2 separate regions of the Homo sapiens genome follow, and region 2 is linked to region 1. Evidence: chromatin loops called from intact Hi-C (ENCODE). Cell type or tissue: mammary epithelial cell. All regions are shown on one strand.

The links. Peaks named below come from ENCODE experiments on the same cell type or tissue, not always from the same donor. Only the 100,000 strongest peaks of a DNase experiment are listed, where the experiment ranks them.
Region 2: it touches region 1 in a loop (8-fold over the local background); 14 of 110 quality-filtered maps call a loop at or near these places.

Annotation. Positions count from the first base shown.
Region 1 is chr10:58,411,394-58,419,393 of GRCh38, forward strand. No RefSeq gene overlaps it. Among named protein-coding and RNA genes, the nearest start is that of TFAM, 30 kb to the left of the region's middle. In mammary epithelial cell, CTCF peaks have their summits at 1,531 and 3,330 (motif pointing right); DNase peaks (open chromatin) are centred at 1,268 and 3,348.
Region 2 is chr10:58,636,771-58,644,770 of GRCh38, forward strand. The region is part of intron 2 of BICC1 (BicC family RNA binding protein 1); the gene reads left to right. Among named protein-coding and RNA genes, the nearest start is that of BICC1, 130 kb to the left of the region's middle. In mammary epithelial cell, a CTCF peak has its summit at 4,667; DNase peaks (open chromatin) are centred at 761, 4,561 and 5,151; H3K4me3 peaks cover 194 bases; H3K27ac peaks cover 2,704 bases.

The DNA of each region.
Region 1 (8,000 bases):
CTTCATCCATGTCCCTGCAAAGGACATGACCTCATTCTTTTTTGTGGCTGCACAGTATTCCATGGAGTATATGTGCCACATTTTCTTAATCCAGTCTATCATTGATCGGCATTTGGGTTGGTTCCAAGTCTTTGCTATTGTGAAGAGTGTCACAACAAACATACGTCTGCATGTGTCCTATAGTAGAATGATTTATAATCCTTTGGGTATATACCCAGTAATGGGATTGCTGGGTCAAAGTGTATTTCTGGTTCTAGATCCTTGAGGAATTGCCACACTGTCTTCCACAATTGTTGAACTACTTTACACTCCCACCAACAGTGTAAAAGTGTTCCTATTTCTCCACATCCTCTCCAGCATCTGTTGTTTCTTGACTTTTTAATGATCTCCATTTTAACTGGTGTGAGATGGTATCTCATTGTGGTTTTGATATGCACTTCTCTAATCAGCAGTGATGATGAGCATTTTTTCTTGTGTCTGTTGGTCGCATAAATGTCTTGTTTTGAGAAGTGTCTGCTCATATCCTTCGCCCACTTTTTGATGGGGTTGTTTTTTTTTTCCTGTAAATTTGTTTAAGTTCTTTGTAGATTCTGGATATTAGCCCTTTGTCAGGTGAGTGGATTGCAACAATTTTCTCCTATTCCGTAGACTGCCTGTTCACTCTGATGCTAGTTTCTTTTGCTGTGCAGAAGCTCTTTAGTTTAATTAGATCCCATTTGTCAATTTTGGCTTTTGTTGCCATTGCTTTTGGTGTTTTAGTCATGAAGTCTTTGCCCATGCCTATGTCCTGAGTGGTATTGCCTAGGTTTTCTTCTAAGGCAAGGCAAATAATCGTATACATGTCATTTTGCACCTGTATGAACACACCTGTAAGATAAATTTCTTAAAGTGGAATGCTAGATTAGAGGTATATGGATCTGTATTTTTTTATCCATTGTGCCACGTTGCCCTCCACAATATGTGTGTAGTACATAATTTTTAAATGACTACATATTATTCTATGGTAGGGATTGCTGTAATTTGTTTAATTTATCTCTCATTTGTGAACACTGTAATCATTTCTCTATCCCACATTTATTTAGCTCTCAAAGCTATGCTATTTTATTGTACAATGACTAAACTACTCAACATGAGAGATTTGGGAGGATCTTTGTGGTCAGCTTATTATTCTTTTCATTACCACAACAACAGCACTACAAACTCTTTTTCTAAGTGTTTCTCCATCTATGATCTCACTTTTGTGGCTAGACCTCACCTCTAGCCCCTGGGAATTTCTTCTGTGAACGCAGCAGGATGACATCCCTCAAGTCAAATTCCAAAGCCTTAAAGTAGATCAGCAGATCAGGGCCCCCTAATGACTGATTACACACAGCTCTGACCCCACACTTAGCCCCGAGCTTGTTGTTTTCTGCAGCCTTTTATCCCTTCATTTTGAAGATGAGTCCATCTCTTCCCCAGTGAGAAAGCAAACAGTGGAGAGGGAGAGTGTGATGCACTTCCCCCAGGCCATGCAGAGGGCAGCATGCTCTGATCTCTGCCTTGCCTTATTTGCAAATACCTTTCCCTAGTACTAGAAGATTGAAGAGAAAGGTAGGAATGGTAACAGCTCTGGCACCTGGAAACTGCAGGTTGATCTGTACAAGCACAATATAAGTAGTTTTTGCTGAGCATCTCCAGCTTGTCATATTTTAGTTACTACTCTAGCCTCAAACTTGAATGGTTTGATACTGTTTGCCAAAGAGTTTGCAAATATTTAGAGGTTCTCAGAGATGGTGGTCTTGGGATGGAGACAATTCTCAGAAAAGAGTGCTGCAATTCCGGACATGATGGCCTTTGCTCATTAATCTACTTGGCTTCTCTAGCATGAATCCCATTAGGAATCAGAGTGAGATTGAGGGGCTATCGGAAATTAAGCCGGGCCCGGTGGCTCACGCCTGTAATCCCAGCACTTTGGGAGGCCGAGGCGGGCGGATCACCTGAGGTTGGGAGTTCGAGACCACCCTGACCAACATGGAGAAACCCCGTCTCTACTAAAAATACAAAATTAGCCAAGTGTGGTGGCACATGCCTGTAATCCCAGCTGTTCAGGAGGCTAAGGCAGGAGAATTGCTTGAACCCAGTAGGCGGAGTTTGCGGTGAGCTGGAGATCGCGCCGTTGCACTCCAGCCTCGGCAACAAGAGCGAAACTCCGTCTGAAAAAAAAAAGAAATTACTAGGCCCAGAGACCCATGAATATTTAAATCCTGCCAAAGAATAAATAGAAAAGGAAGGCATATACTGAAGGAAGGTTAGCAAAGGGAAACAAACTAACACAATAAATGTGCTTTTGACTTCCAACCCCAATAGAGACAACTCACATAAATTTGTCTACAGTGAAGCCTCTTCTAACCCACCTTCCTCCATCCAAAGATCCCAAGCCACAGTTCCAATTGGCCACAAAATGACCATGGGGGATAAAGGGGGAATAGAAAGATGTGACTGTGACTTAAACTTCTGTGAACATAGACCCTGGACCTTACCACTTTAGCAGCTTGGAAGGAAGATGAGAGAACACTCCTGTGGATGTGATATTGAGGGAAAGTGTGTTGCAAGCAGAGGAAAACGTAAGTGCACTGAGGCAGGAGCATGCTTGGCATGCCCAAGGGTCATCTCCTGATTCTTGGCTTTTATTTACTGTTTAATCTGTAACTCTGACAAGTGTTTTGTGTATCAACTGACAGCTAGAGATGTGATACTTTTAAACATTGTGACTTTCATTCCTTGGCTGTACTGGGCAATATTATATTCAGAAACAGAAACTTTGTTTGTTGACATAAAGTTATTCCCTACTGGCACTTAACATTCTGAAAATCAGTGATGTCACTCTTTTCCTAATCAACATTTATGATGGTGGTATGGTTGGGGGGACCTTGTAAAGACAGATTATAAAGAGAAGTGATATGAATAATACTGGCAATAAATTAAACGCTTTTATTGGAAGACTTCATTTGGATTCATAGTTTGTACAAATGATTCATAATTTACCATGTGCTTTCTGATCATTCCATGAACCATGAGGAATGCTTAAGACTGCCCCCACTCTGATTGTGGAAGAAAAGATAAGCTATACCTAGAGGTCTAAGTTAATAGCACCTCGGTAAAACTTGATCTGTATGGCAGTTGACCCAATCATTTGGAAGTAGTTTTGGTGCCCAGTTTGGTGGATTTTTCCTGGTTTCCATGAGGTTCAGACATCTAGAGCTATTTATCCCAGGAAACTACAGCTAGATTCATTCTCTTATGAGGCTGTTTTCACATTTCTCAAAAGTAGTTTATTCCACAAACATCAGAGGGCAGCATTTGATAGGGATTCCAAAAAGACAGAAAAGCTTGTCCACATCGGACCTGCTTGCATGCTCCACTGGGCTATGCTTTTCTCTCTCCTCTTTCCTGGTTCCATTTCTGTTTTCAAGCCAGGAAATGCCTTCACCTGTGGCTTTCCAGAAACCACTGCTCCCTTCTTCCTCATGGGACACGGTGAACTGGCTGAGGTACATGGTAGATTAGTGCTCCGCCTCCCTTCTCCCTCCTTCTTGGATGCTTTCTTGTACTACACAGGCTGGAAAGCCAAAAATTCCATGTCCTGATTTTCTTATAGTGAAGGTTCCAGATGTGGGAACCTCAGTCCATGATGAAGATCTGACAAAATCTCAGCCAACCCAACGGGGAGCTCCAGAGCAAAGATTGCTCATTAAAGAAACCCACAGAAATGGCCAGGCCCTAGTGTCCTTACTGTGCTCAGTCACTGGGTGGGGGTTACCTTGGAAGAATGCAGATTCGGCTTGAAAGTGAAGGCAGATCATGAATTCATTAACAGCTGAGGCTGCCAGCAAGTTCTTCCTTCAAGGGTGTTATGAGCAGTAAACCTCCATGGTTGCCACAATCCACCCTTGTGCTGTGTGGCTTCGTATCACCATATACACTTGCAGAGCAGCTTCTTTGGGGTCCCAGTGAGCCTCTCTTCCTAAGGGGAAACTGAGAAGAGGGAGCTTAGGGGCTCCAATTGGTATTCACTATCCCCACCTTCCCCACCCAATGTCCATTCTAAATTCCCTGCTTCCTCAGCTACCACCTCCGTGGCTTACCTACTGAGCTGACTCTAACTCCCATTCCTGAGGGGTCTGGACCCCTGATAATCACACTTTTCTCAGATCAGGATGGCTGCACTTGTCCATTCACAGTCACATCTGGATAAAGGAGTAACAGGAAGTGCCCCTGCAGATCACCTGAGTTCTGTAAATGTTCCTCTCAATTGTATAAGAAAGAGGTGTAAGCCTCACCTTTTTCTGCTGGTCAGGGCCAATGACACCTTTCAGGACAATGACTCCTGTTCTTGCCTGCTGGTCCTGAATATAAAGAGCCAAAGTGCCCAGAGGGCAGCTGAGGCTGGTAGTTTAATGGAAATCTTGCTGTGTCCCTTGGCAAGGGTGTGTCCCCTTTTGGAACTGGGACCTCTAATCCTGCAGAGCCCAGAGTTAAAGGGACAAAAAGAAAAGCCCCCTAGTGGGTCATTGAAAATGATGTTAGGTAGGGCCACTTGTGCTTCTATACCTTGGTTCCTACTGGAGACCCAGCAGCATATGGAGGTGTCTGATTCAGTATGTATACTTCATCCTATTGGATGCCTATGAGTTAGTGTTTCAGCTGTGCCTTTTTCAGAGTGTTGCCTGTGAGTTAGTGTTTCAGTTGTTTCTTTCCAGCAAATCATTTCATTACTCTAATAGGCTGGTAGTGTCTGGATGGGGCAGTATGTGATATGACCATTGGGTCTCCTGGTTATGGCTCTCACTCTCATACCTCCTTCTCTCCCATACCTTCAGTGGGTTCTCTGATCAGATGCTGTATTGTCTAGGATTCTATGACTATGGATCAGGCATTCCATAGCCAGACCCTCCAAATCTGATAAAATCCCATGCAGCTATCTTCTACTGTGATGCAGTAACAGAGAGACCCAATTAATTAATTTTATTGATGTAGATCCTGTAAAAATACAACTTAAGAGTGCAATTGGTACAAAGATAGAAACAAATCTACACATACTAGTCACCTAACTTATGACAAAAATGACACTGCTGTGCAGTGAGTGGTAATAGATGATTATGTTAATAAATGGTGCTGGTTGGGCAGGTGGTATGGCCCACACCTGTAATCCCAGCACTGTGGGAGGCCAAGGTGGGAGTATCACTTGAGGCCAGGAGTTTGAGATCAGCCCAGGGAACAAAGTGAGACCCTATGTCTACCAAAAAATGTTTAAAAATTAGATGGACATGGTGGCACACACTTGTAATACCAGCTACTTGAGACTGCAGTGAGCTATGATCATGCCACTGCACTCCAGCCTGGGAAACACAGTGAAACCTTGTCTCTAAAAAATAAATGCATACATACATACATACATACATAAAAATAAATTATGCTGGGCTGGGAGCAGTGGCTCATGCCTGTAATCCCAGCACTTTGTGAGGCCAAGGCAGGTGGATCACCTGAGGTCAGGAGTTCAAGACCAGCCTGACCAACATGGCGAAACCGCGTCTCTACTGAAAATACAAAAATTAGCCGGGCGTGGTGGTGGGCACCTGTAATCCCAGATACTTGGGAGGCTGAGGCAGGAGAATTGCTTGAACCTGGCAGAGGTTGCAGTGAGCCAAGATCGCACCATTGCACTCCAGAGCCTGGGCAATAGAGTGAGACTCTGTCTCAAAAAAAAAAAAAAAAAAAAAAAGGATGCTGGGCAACTGGATATCCACATGGAAAAAATGTATCTTGATCTTGAGCCTTCCTTACACTAAACTAAAAAAATAAATCCAGCTGGATTGTTGATCTAAATGTGAATGGTAAGACAATAAAGCTTTAGGAGAAAACAGAAAATTTCTGATACCTTGGAGTATGCAAAGATTTCTTAAAAAGACAACAAAGTACTTACCAAAAAGGAATATACTTATGAATTGGAGTTTAATAAAATTGAGAACTTATGTTTATCAAACAAACAAACCACATGGAATGTCAAAAGGCAAGCCAGGTCTAGGAGAAAATATTTGCAATGGCACCTGCTTAACAAAGGACTCCTACCCATTTATATAAAATTCTCTTATTTTCTTACAAATAAGAAAAAGAGATAACCCAACAAAAAGAGCAACAAGCAAGATTTAACAGGTGCTTTACCAAAGAGGATATCATTCATTTAATTCATTTGTTTCTGTTTATTTTCTTTTGTTTATTTACTTTTTATTTTTTATTATACTTTAAGTTCTATGGTACATATGCACAACGTACAGGTTTGTCACATATGTATACATGTGCCAAGTTGGTGTTACTGTACCTGTTAGCTCGTCATTTACATTAGGTACTTTTTTTTAAAATTATACTTTAAGTTCTAAGGTACATGTGCACAGCGTGCAGGTTAGTCACATATGTATACATGTGCCATATTGGTGTGCTGCACCCGTTGACTCGTCATTTACATTAGGTATTTCTCCTAATGCTATCCCTCCCTGCTCCCCCCACTCCACGACAGGCCCTGGTGTATGATGTTCCCCACCCTGTGTCCAAGTGTTCTCATTGTTCAATTCCCACCTATGAGTGAGAACATGTGGTGTTTGGTTTTCTCTTCTTGCGATAGTTTGCTCAGAATGATGGTTTCCAGCTTCATCCATGTCCCTACAAAGGACATAAACTCATCCTTTTTTATGGCTGCATAGTATTCCATGGTGTATATGTGCCACATTTTCTTAATCCAGTCTATCATTGATGGACATTTGGGTTGGTTGCAAGTCTTTGCTGTTGTGAACAGTGCCACAATAAACATACATGTGCAAGTGTCTTTATAGCAGCATGATTTATAATCCTTTGGGTATATACCCAGTAATGGGATTGCTGGGTCAAATGGTACTTCTAGTTCTAGATCCTTGAGGAATTGCCACACTGTCTTCCACAATGGTTGAACTAGTTTATAGTCCCATCAACAGTGTAAAAGTGTTCCTATTTCTCTGTGTCCTCTCCAGCACCTGTTGTTTCCTGACTTTTTAATGATTGTCATTCTAACTGGTGTGAGATGGTATCTCATTGTGGTTTTGATTTGCATTTCTCTGATGGCCAATGATGATGAGCATTTTTTCATGTGTCTGTTGGCTGCATAAATGTCTTCTTTTGAGAAGTGTCTGTTCACATCCTTGGCCCACTTTTTGATGGGGTTGTTTGATTTTTTTCTTGTAAATTTGTTTAAGTTCTTTGTAGATTCTGGATATTAGCCCTTCGTCAGATGGGTACATTGTAAAAATTTTCTCCCATTCTGTAGGTTGCCTGTTCACTCTGATGGTTGTTTCTTTGGCTGTGCAGAAGCTCTTTAGTTTAATTAGATCCCATTTGTCAATTTTGGCTTTTGTTGCCATTGCTTTTGGTGGTTTAGTCATGAAGTCCTTGCCCATGCCTATGTCCTGAATGGTATTGCCTAGGTTTTCTTCTAGGGTTTTTATGGTTTTAGGTCTAACATTTAAGTCTTTAATCCATCTTGAATTAATTTTTGTACAAAGTGTAGGGAAGGGATCCAGTTTCAGCTTTCTACATATGGCTAGCCAGTTTTCGCAGCACCATTTAATAAATAGGGACTCCTTTCCCCATTGCTTGTTTGTGTCAGGTTTGTCAAAGATCAGATGGTTGTAGACGTGTGGTATTATTTCCAATGGCTCTATTCTGTTCCATTGGTCTATATCTCTGTTTTGGTACCAGTACCATGCTGTTTTGGTTACTGTAGCCTTGTAGTATAGTTTGAAGTCAGATAACGTGATGCCTCCAGTTTTGTTCTTTTGGCTTAGGATTGTCTTGGCTATGCGAGCTCTTTTTTGGTTCCATATGAAATTTAAAGTGGTTTTTTTCCAATTCTGTGAAGAAAGTCATTGGTAGCTTGATGGGGATGGCATTGAATCTATAAATTAACTTGGGCAGTATGGCCATTTTCACGATAT
Region 2 (8,000 bases), 230 kb after region 1:
GACAACTGAGCTTCAGTTCTCCTGCTTAGAAAATGGGGATAATTCCTCATAGAATTGATGTTAAAATTGGTTGAAATATGCACTCAAAAGTGCTTTATAAACAGTAAAGCATTGAGCAAATGCGAGAGATGATTTGATTCTTTAGAGAAGACCCTTTCATTCTAGTGTTTGCATCCTCTGGCTGGGGGGAAGGCTGTGTGGCTGATGTAGGATGAGGCACCTTCCATATCTTTAGTTGCTTGAAAAAAACCACACACAGTTCTATAATATTTTTGGCAATTTGTCTCAGTTTAAAGCTGTGATCGTAACTTTTATTTGGGGATACTACTTTCTTGATTCTTATATGGGGAAAAATTCCATTTGTTGGTTTCCTTTTATTTAAATATGTTTATGTATTTTGCATTTTAGAATAAAAACATTTCCTTCTCGAGTGAAGATTTTTTTTCTTTTCTTTTGAGGTGGTGGTTAAGTTCTCATGTAATAGGATAGTTGGTTGCTATTAGAAATATGTTTTTTCCTTTGTTATGAAATGGAAAATTGTCAGAAACTGATAGGCTGTGGTTAGATGAGGTTTGCTACCAATAAAGAATTATCAGGGTAAACTGAACTTTCATTTAGGATGCAAAAATATTTGTTTTGCTTGGCAGCATGGCATAAAAAGAAAATCCAAGAAACTTCTTGTTTCAGGAGCTGCCAGTTCTCTCTGTGGCTCAAAGAACGTTTCGTGTCTCAGCCACAAGAATTTGCCGCTGGTTCTGATGTTCATTGTCTTCCCTCCTCACGCACGCTTTGCTTTCAGCTTTTGGCTTTACAGCCCTTTGCTATAAGATGATGAAAGTCCTTCCAGGGCTACTCATTAACTTTCCCTTCTACATCTTACTGGTATGAATAGTGGGAGCCTTTCATCTTTATTGTTATGAAAGCTTTTATAGAATATTGAATGCAGGGCACTGTGTTAGAGCTCTGTAAAACATGATAACATAGTAGATTCTGTCAGTTATTGGCTGTGAGTAGAGGTAGTTTGTTGAGGATCAGTATAGGTACCAGTGGCATAACTTATAAATTGGGACAGGCATGGTGGACCAGAGGGGATCTAGTAACTAAGCACTGTGATAGCCAGGGGAATCACTTAAACAGGACCAGTAAGGTACAGAAGGCCTGGGAATTTGGGGGAGGTATGCGAACAGGAAGATAAAGGGACTGATATTAGGAAATTAGAAGGAAGAATCTTGGATGTAGGATGTAGTGGAATGAAGTGGATTTTAAAGTTTCTAATACTAAATGACAGACATAGTAACATCTAGCAGGAGGGCTGTTTTGGAGGAAAAAAAGAATGTAATTTTAACTAATACGATGACTTTTAAGTCTAGGTGGTAAGGTTTAGAGTAACAGAGCAGGGCTGGAAATAGTGACTTATTAGGAATTAACTTGCATTCCAGAAATTGAGGGTTCATGTAGAATTGCCTGTAAGCCAGGAGTTTTCTTATTCATCTCTTTAATGTTATAGAAAATAACATCTGTACTTTATGGTAAGTAATTACAGAGTTAAAAAAAAAGGCCATTTGAAAAAAACAGCTTAAAAATGTCAAATAGGAAATGTGGGGATAAGTGTATTCTTTTCAAAATGTGGTTCTGAATTGGACTAACTCAAGCTGCAGTTAAAGGAAAAAAGGCTCGTTTATTTGACTCTTGCCTTCTTTGCTTTCTCCCTGTCTCAGGCTCCTTTCCCCAACGCCTCTCCCCTTTTTGGTCTCAGTGCTTCTGAAATGTAGACACTGGTCTACACATGGGTCACCCAGAGTTCACAGACTTGAAAGTCCTCTTATTCCCAAGAGCTGTGTGTGCCTCATCAGCCTTCTCTGGGTTTTGTGGCAGGGGGTGATGAGAAAGGATGCCCAGAGGCTACTTGTACCAATAAGAGCCACCGCTTGTTGTGAAAAGAGCACCAATGAGGAGAAAGCAGGCAGAGATAGTCCCGGCACTGGGTATCTCTTCAAGGCCTCTGGTTCCGTTATTCGTCAAAGGAGGGGTAGAACTAAGCATATGGTCTCTAAAGCTTTGAAATTCTTTTTTCTTTTCTTTTCTTTTCTTTTTTCTCTTCTCTTTTTTCTCTTCTCTTTTTTCTTTTCTTTTCCTTTTTCTTCCCTCCCTCCCTCCCTCGTTTGCTTTCATCTTTTTCTTTCTTGCAGTTGACAAATAAAAATTGTATATATTTATGGTGTACATATTTCATTGTATATATGTACATTGTGGAATAGCTAAATCAAGCTAATTAACGTATGCATTACTTCATATAATTATCTTTTTTGTGGTAAGAACACCTAAAATCTACTCAGCAATTTTCAAGTATAAAATACATTGTTATTAACTAGTCACCATGTTGTATAATAGATCTCTGAATTATTCCTCCTAACTGAAAATTTTTTTAGTGTGCAGAAGATCCATATCTATACCCTAAGTGTTCCCAATAAATCAAAATAGTGTCCAAGAAGCAGCTCACAGAGCATATTTGTTTTCAATGTGAGATTTATGTAGCACTTTTATATTTGCCAAAGCTTTTATTTTCCTAAATTCCCCAGTGAAGTAGGGCAACAAGAAGATCATCAGTGGTGAGTCTGCCATTTAAATTTTTTTTTTTTTTTTTGAGACAGAGTCTCACACTCACCCAGGCTGGAGTGCAGTGGTGCAATCTCGGCTCACTGCAACCTCTGCCTCCTGGGTTCAAGCAATTCTCCTGCCTCAGCCTCCCAAGTAGTAGCTGGGATTACAGGCGCCTGCCACCACACCCAGCTAATTGTTTTTTTTTTTTTTTTTTTTTGTATTTTTAGTAGCGATGGGGTTTCACCATGTTGGCCAGCCTGGTCTCGAACTCCTGACCTCAGGTGATCCACCTGCCTTGACCTCCCAAAGTTCTGGAATTACAGGTATGAGCCACTGTGCCCGGCCAAATTTTTTTTTTTTTTTTTTTTTTTGAGACAGGGTCCTTCGTCTCCCAGGCTGGGGTACATCTTGGCTCAATGAAGCCTCAACCTCCCAGGCTCAAGTGATCCTCCTACCTCAGCCTCCCGAGTAGCTGGGACTAAAGGCATGTGCCACCATGCCTGGCTAATTTTTGTATTTTTTGTAGAGACAGGGTTTCGCCATGTTGCCCAGACTGGCTGCCATTGAAATTAATCCAGTGTAATCTTCTCAAATGCAGTGTAGTATTGAGAAACGGGGTCCAGTGCAACAAAGAGTTTATGATTTTCCCTGAGCCTCATCCCTAAGATCTTGTTAACCAAATTTTGGACAGAAATGGTAATTTTTCAGTAAGCATAAGATAACATTACTTTTTATTCTTTTTTTTCTGATGGGAGTACTGATCAGTAAATTAAGCAATATAAGCTTCTTAGAAAAGATTGGGTTGGAAAAAGAATTGAATCCACACTGTAGTTTTGTTCTGGATTTACATTATATGCCCTGCCTGTGTTTACTGACAACATTCCTCGAGCATTTTATTTGCTATTTGGATATAAAAAGGTGTCAGTTGTATAGGAAGAAACCAAAGTTATAATAGAGTGTTTGTACCAAAATGTTTACCTATAAACAGGTAGGGCTGTCATGAAATGCAATAACTAATCCTTATCCATACTGAAGAAAGCTGCATTGTGGCTTTTTTACATGCAAAGTCTTAAGGTGTTATAACTTAAGTTAGATTTTAAATAAATTATGGACTGCCCTTCTTCCCTTTGTGACCTCTTAAATCTCTGAGACCAAAAATATTTACATATGCAGCTTATAGACATTTGTTAAACCCTAAGATGGTTATTGCAGCCATGGGATACTCAATTAACTGTGCATTTACTCACCAAAAATTGTTTTTGAGCCCACTAGTGTGTGGCAGGTACTGAGTTGGGCCTTTGGAATACAGTGGTGAGCAGTTATGACATGGATTCTGCCATTATGGAGCAAACATAAATTTCACTGAAGAATGCAGACAAAGTATAGAGAAATGAGTAGATAGAATAATTACTGATTATAATGTGTCTACGAAAGAAACAACTTGGAAGGGACCTATTACATGGTGAACACATCAAGTAAAAAGCTCTTCAATTTTTAAACAAAATAATTTTGAGGGACAGCTAAATTTTCATCACTTGCTTTGGATAGATAAAAAGCTTTCTTAAGTGTCTATTTCAACTTTCAAAAGCAGTTCTTTGCTTTTCCACTTAGAAAAACACATTTAAAAATTCTTGCCCATTGAGGATATAATTGTATTTTCTTTCAATTGTCTTTATTGGAATTCTTTTACAATTCTTCCAAAACAATAATACATTCCTTAGAGCTGAGCCTCAGCAGGAAAAATGAAGCATCTCATTTGATGTATTATTCCATTACCTATGATGTCAAGGCAGTTGGTAAATAATTTCTTTTTATAGAGCAACCACAGGGGTTGCTAACAGTGCAATCCCCAGGAAATGATTTTGGGAAGCTCTATCATGCGATGGCTGCTATTCATTATCTACTCTGTGTTGGACAGGCTCGGGGTTTTGTTTGCCTTTTAAATCAGGGCAACACTTGCATTGTGGTTTTGCCGTCGTGCCCTTGCTTCATGTTGGAATTTTTCTAGGACTTATTGCAGATTCAGAGGCAGATGTTTGTCTTCCTGAGGTTAGGAGATGATTTGGCGCCATCTAGGTTGACTTCTTTTTTTTCTTTCCTTTTTTTTTTTGCTTTCCTGGAACAAACACTATTACCAAATACATTTCAAGCAATGAAAATAGCTCAGTAGAAATGGTATGGTGGTGCCTTCATACCCTTGGCTATTCGAGTATTGACTAGTCTTAGAGAGATTAATCATTTGTAATTTTAAGTTCTAATAATACAGCGAAGGTTATCATTTGTATTTTAGGAAACTTTATAGCCTCTGTACTTTGTAATGGAGAATGAGTTGGCTGTGGGGTTAACAATGTGGTTATATAGATAAAACCTCTTTTGAGAGATTCTTTTTTCAAGAAATTGTGGTAAAACACACATAAAAGTTACCATTTTAACCATTTTTAAGTATACAGTCTAGTGGTGTTAGCATTGTTGGGATTCACATTGTGTTAGGAATTCACATTGTGATTCACATTGTGTTGGAATGTGAATCACAGCAGTATGAATGTACCTAACGTTGCTATTTTGACGTCTAAATGGCCACATGTTTTCAGAGAAAATAATTTAACATTGAAACATAGTTACAAAATATCTTGCAGGGAAGACACAATTTGAAATTGTAATAGCAGTGCTGCAAGTTTATAGTAAAACTGGAATAGCCAGGTCTCTTCAAGGCCAGCTTTGCACATTTAAGTGAATAGTAAATAGTTACTCTAAAGCTGGCATTTAGAATTATTAATTAATTGGTAAGTGCTGAATACCTGGAAAATAGCCCAGGGAAGTATCTGCATTTTGTGAGGTGTGAGTTAGGCTCTGCACTTTCGGGGTGAATGAAAATGAACAGCAGCTACTCATGGTGGCTTCTTATTCCTGAGTTCCGAAAGAGGCTGGGGGTGTTTTCATGTACTGAGTACTGTCATTATGTAGATCTTAGCTTGTCTTCCCTGAAATGTTTATTAAATCTCTATGTGTTGTGTTCCAGGGTGTGGAAGAGTGACTTTGGTTGGTTAGAGGAAGAGGTCAGAATGATGAGTTCTAGGTTGGCATTATTCCTGGAATGTCATGGAACTTTTCCTGTAATGAGTTCCTGGTGACTTGAGAACATTTGCAAAACCGTGCCCTCAACGTCTAGCTGTGCAGTCATCCTTTCTGTTCCACTCAGCCAGTGGTCTCCCAGGAAAGTGTGGTTGACTGTACAACCCATCATTCTATTGCACCAGTCACCAAAAACACATATGCTCCTGACAATATGAACCATTTATTATTATTATTATTATTATTATTATTATTATTATTATTATTATTATTATTATTGAGGCAGGATCTTGCTCTGCCACCCAGGTTGGAGTGCAGTGATGTGATCACGGCTTACTGCAGTCTTGACCTCCTGGGCTTAGGCAATTCTCCCCACTCAGCCTCCTGAGTAGCTGGGACTACATGTGTGTGCAACCATGCTCGGCTAATTTTTTTTACTATTTTTGTAGAGATGGGGTCTTTGTTGCCCAGGCCAGTCGCAAACTCCTTGGCTCAAGCAATCCTCCTGCCTCGGCCTCCCAAAGTGCTAGGATTACAGGCATGAGCCACTGCGTCTGGCCCTGTCTTTATTATTCTTGTAAACTTAATGTCTGCAAGGTGTTATTTACCAAAGAGGTTTGTAAACCAGATGTCTCTTCTCTTGAACACTAATGAATAAAATCTTGTATTTTTTGGCTTTCTCAGCTAATCATTACTTAAACCTTCAGCTTAAAAACTGGGGAATTGAAATCCCTGTGGCTGGCTAGTCCTCTGAAGGCTTTGTGATGATGTCACTCTCAGATCGGGACAGAAGCATTCAAGAGAGGGATAATACTCTTGCTTATGTGACAGCTGTATGTGTCCAAGAGCATTTGGCTACATTCAGTGATTTGATGGCCTTGTTCTGATTACAGAGCTCTTTGCTATCTTCTTCCTTTGCATTGAATTTTGTCAAATTTCCCAGGTATTCTCTGAAGAAAGTTCCTCTTTAGTTGTCAATCACCACCTGTCCATCAGAGAAATCTTTTAGCTACCTCTAAATGTGAGCTTGGCTGGGCTAGGTTGAATGATAGAATTCTTGTATTTTTAGAGTGAATTCTGAATAGCAGAATGGTCAGGACTTACAGTACATTATTTTATCCTTTGTTCCAAAAAGGGGTTTGAAGTGGCTTAACAATTTACATTTAGTAATACAGACTGAAAAATAAATAGAAGAGGAAATTGTTGTGAAGGGAAAATAAGTGTTGGAAAATAATTTGAGAGGAGGAACAATAAGATTTGTACACAACACACACCAACAGGATCTGAGCTTCCTCCATGGCCACAGCAGAAAAGGAAGCCTGACCATTTAGGAGAACCACAAGGTCCATGAGATTAAAAATAAATTAGTGGCTCTGGAAGATCACAGGCTTTATTGCTACAGGAACCTTGGAGGAGCTTCTGTTAATTACCTAATGAGACACTGCAGTGTGTGTCTGGCAGAATATGTCCTCAACAGCACCTACCCTGCTGAAATATGGTTGTTTCCTGTTATGTGTCAGTATAGGAAATAATATAGTTTGCTTTCTATTGTGTGCTAATATGACTTAAATCAGTTCTAAAAAAGTTAGAAATTTTTTTGGAATATCTACGATGAGATATATACCTGTCAGTCCTCCATGAATTTCTCCCAGCTGAGTTAGATAAGGTGGTTATCTGGCCTTTAGAATATTATTATTGCTAATAATTATTACAGTAGCACCAGTTACAACACATAGCTACTCTTTCCCAAGTACCTATAATGTTTTAAGCATCATACTAGGGCACTTGCTACAGAAGAGATCTCTCAATTCTCAGGGAAACCGCGTGGCTTTATTCTTATTTTAGAGAAAGAAAATTGGCTCAAAGACTTTGACTGACTTGGCCAGGTTTGCCTGGCTACCACTCCCTGTGTGCCTGGCCCCGATTCTTCTACCTGAGACCCAGAAGTTGTGTAAGGAAGACAGTTTAGCTCTTTTGAGTCAACTCCCTAAAACAATCGATCCTTTTCTCCTGTTAGTCTGTGCAGCACAGAAACAGAACTCCACCCGTCCCCGTGCCTGGGAAGTCTCTGGTTTTTGTTTAAGGCATGTGTATCCTATACGTGCCTTGTGGCAATTCCACAGCTGGCTCCCTTTAGGCTCCATGGAATTGTACATCTAGGGCCACGTTAGAGTGATCGAAAAAACTAGATAAGGATAAGTATTTTCTTGTTTTAACTTTTTAAATGTTCTTAAGCTTCGAAAATTGAATTGAATTTAATTTGGCCAACGTTGTCAGGAAGGGCAAGCTTATAAAAAGAAAAAAATAACCTTTCATGTAAAGTTATT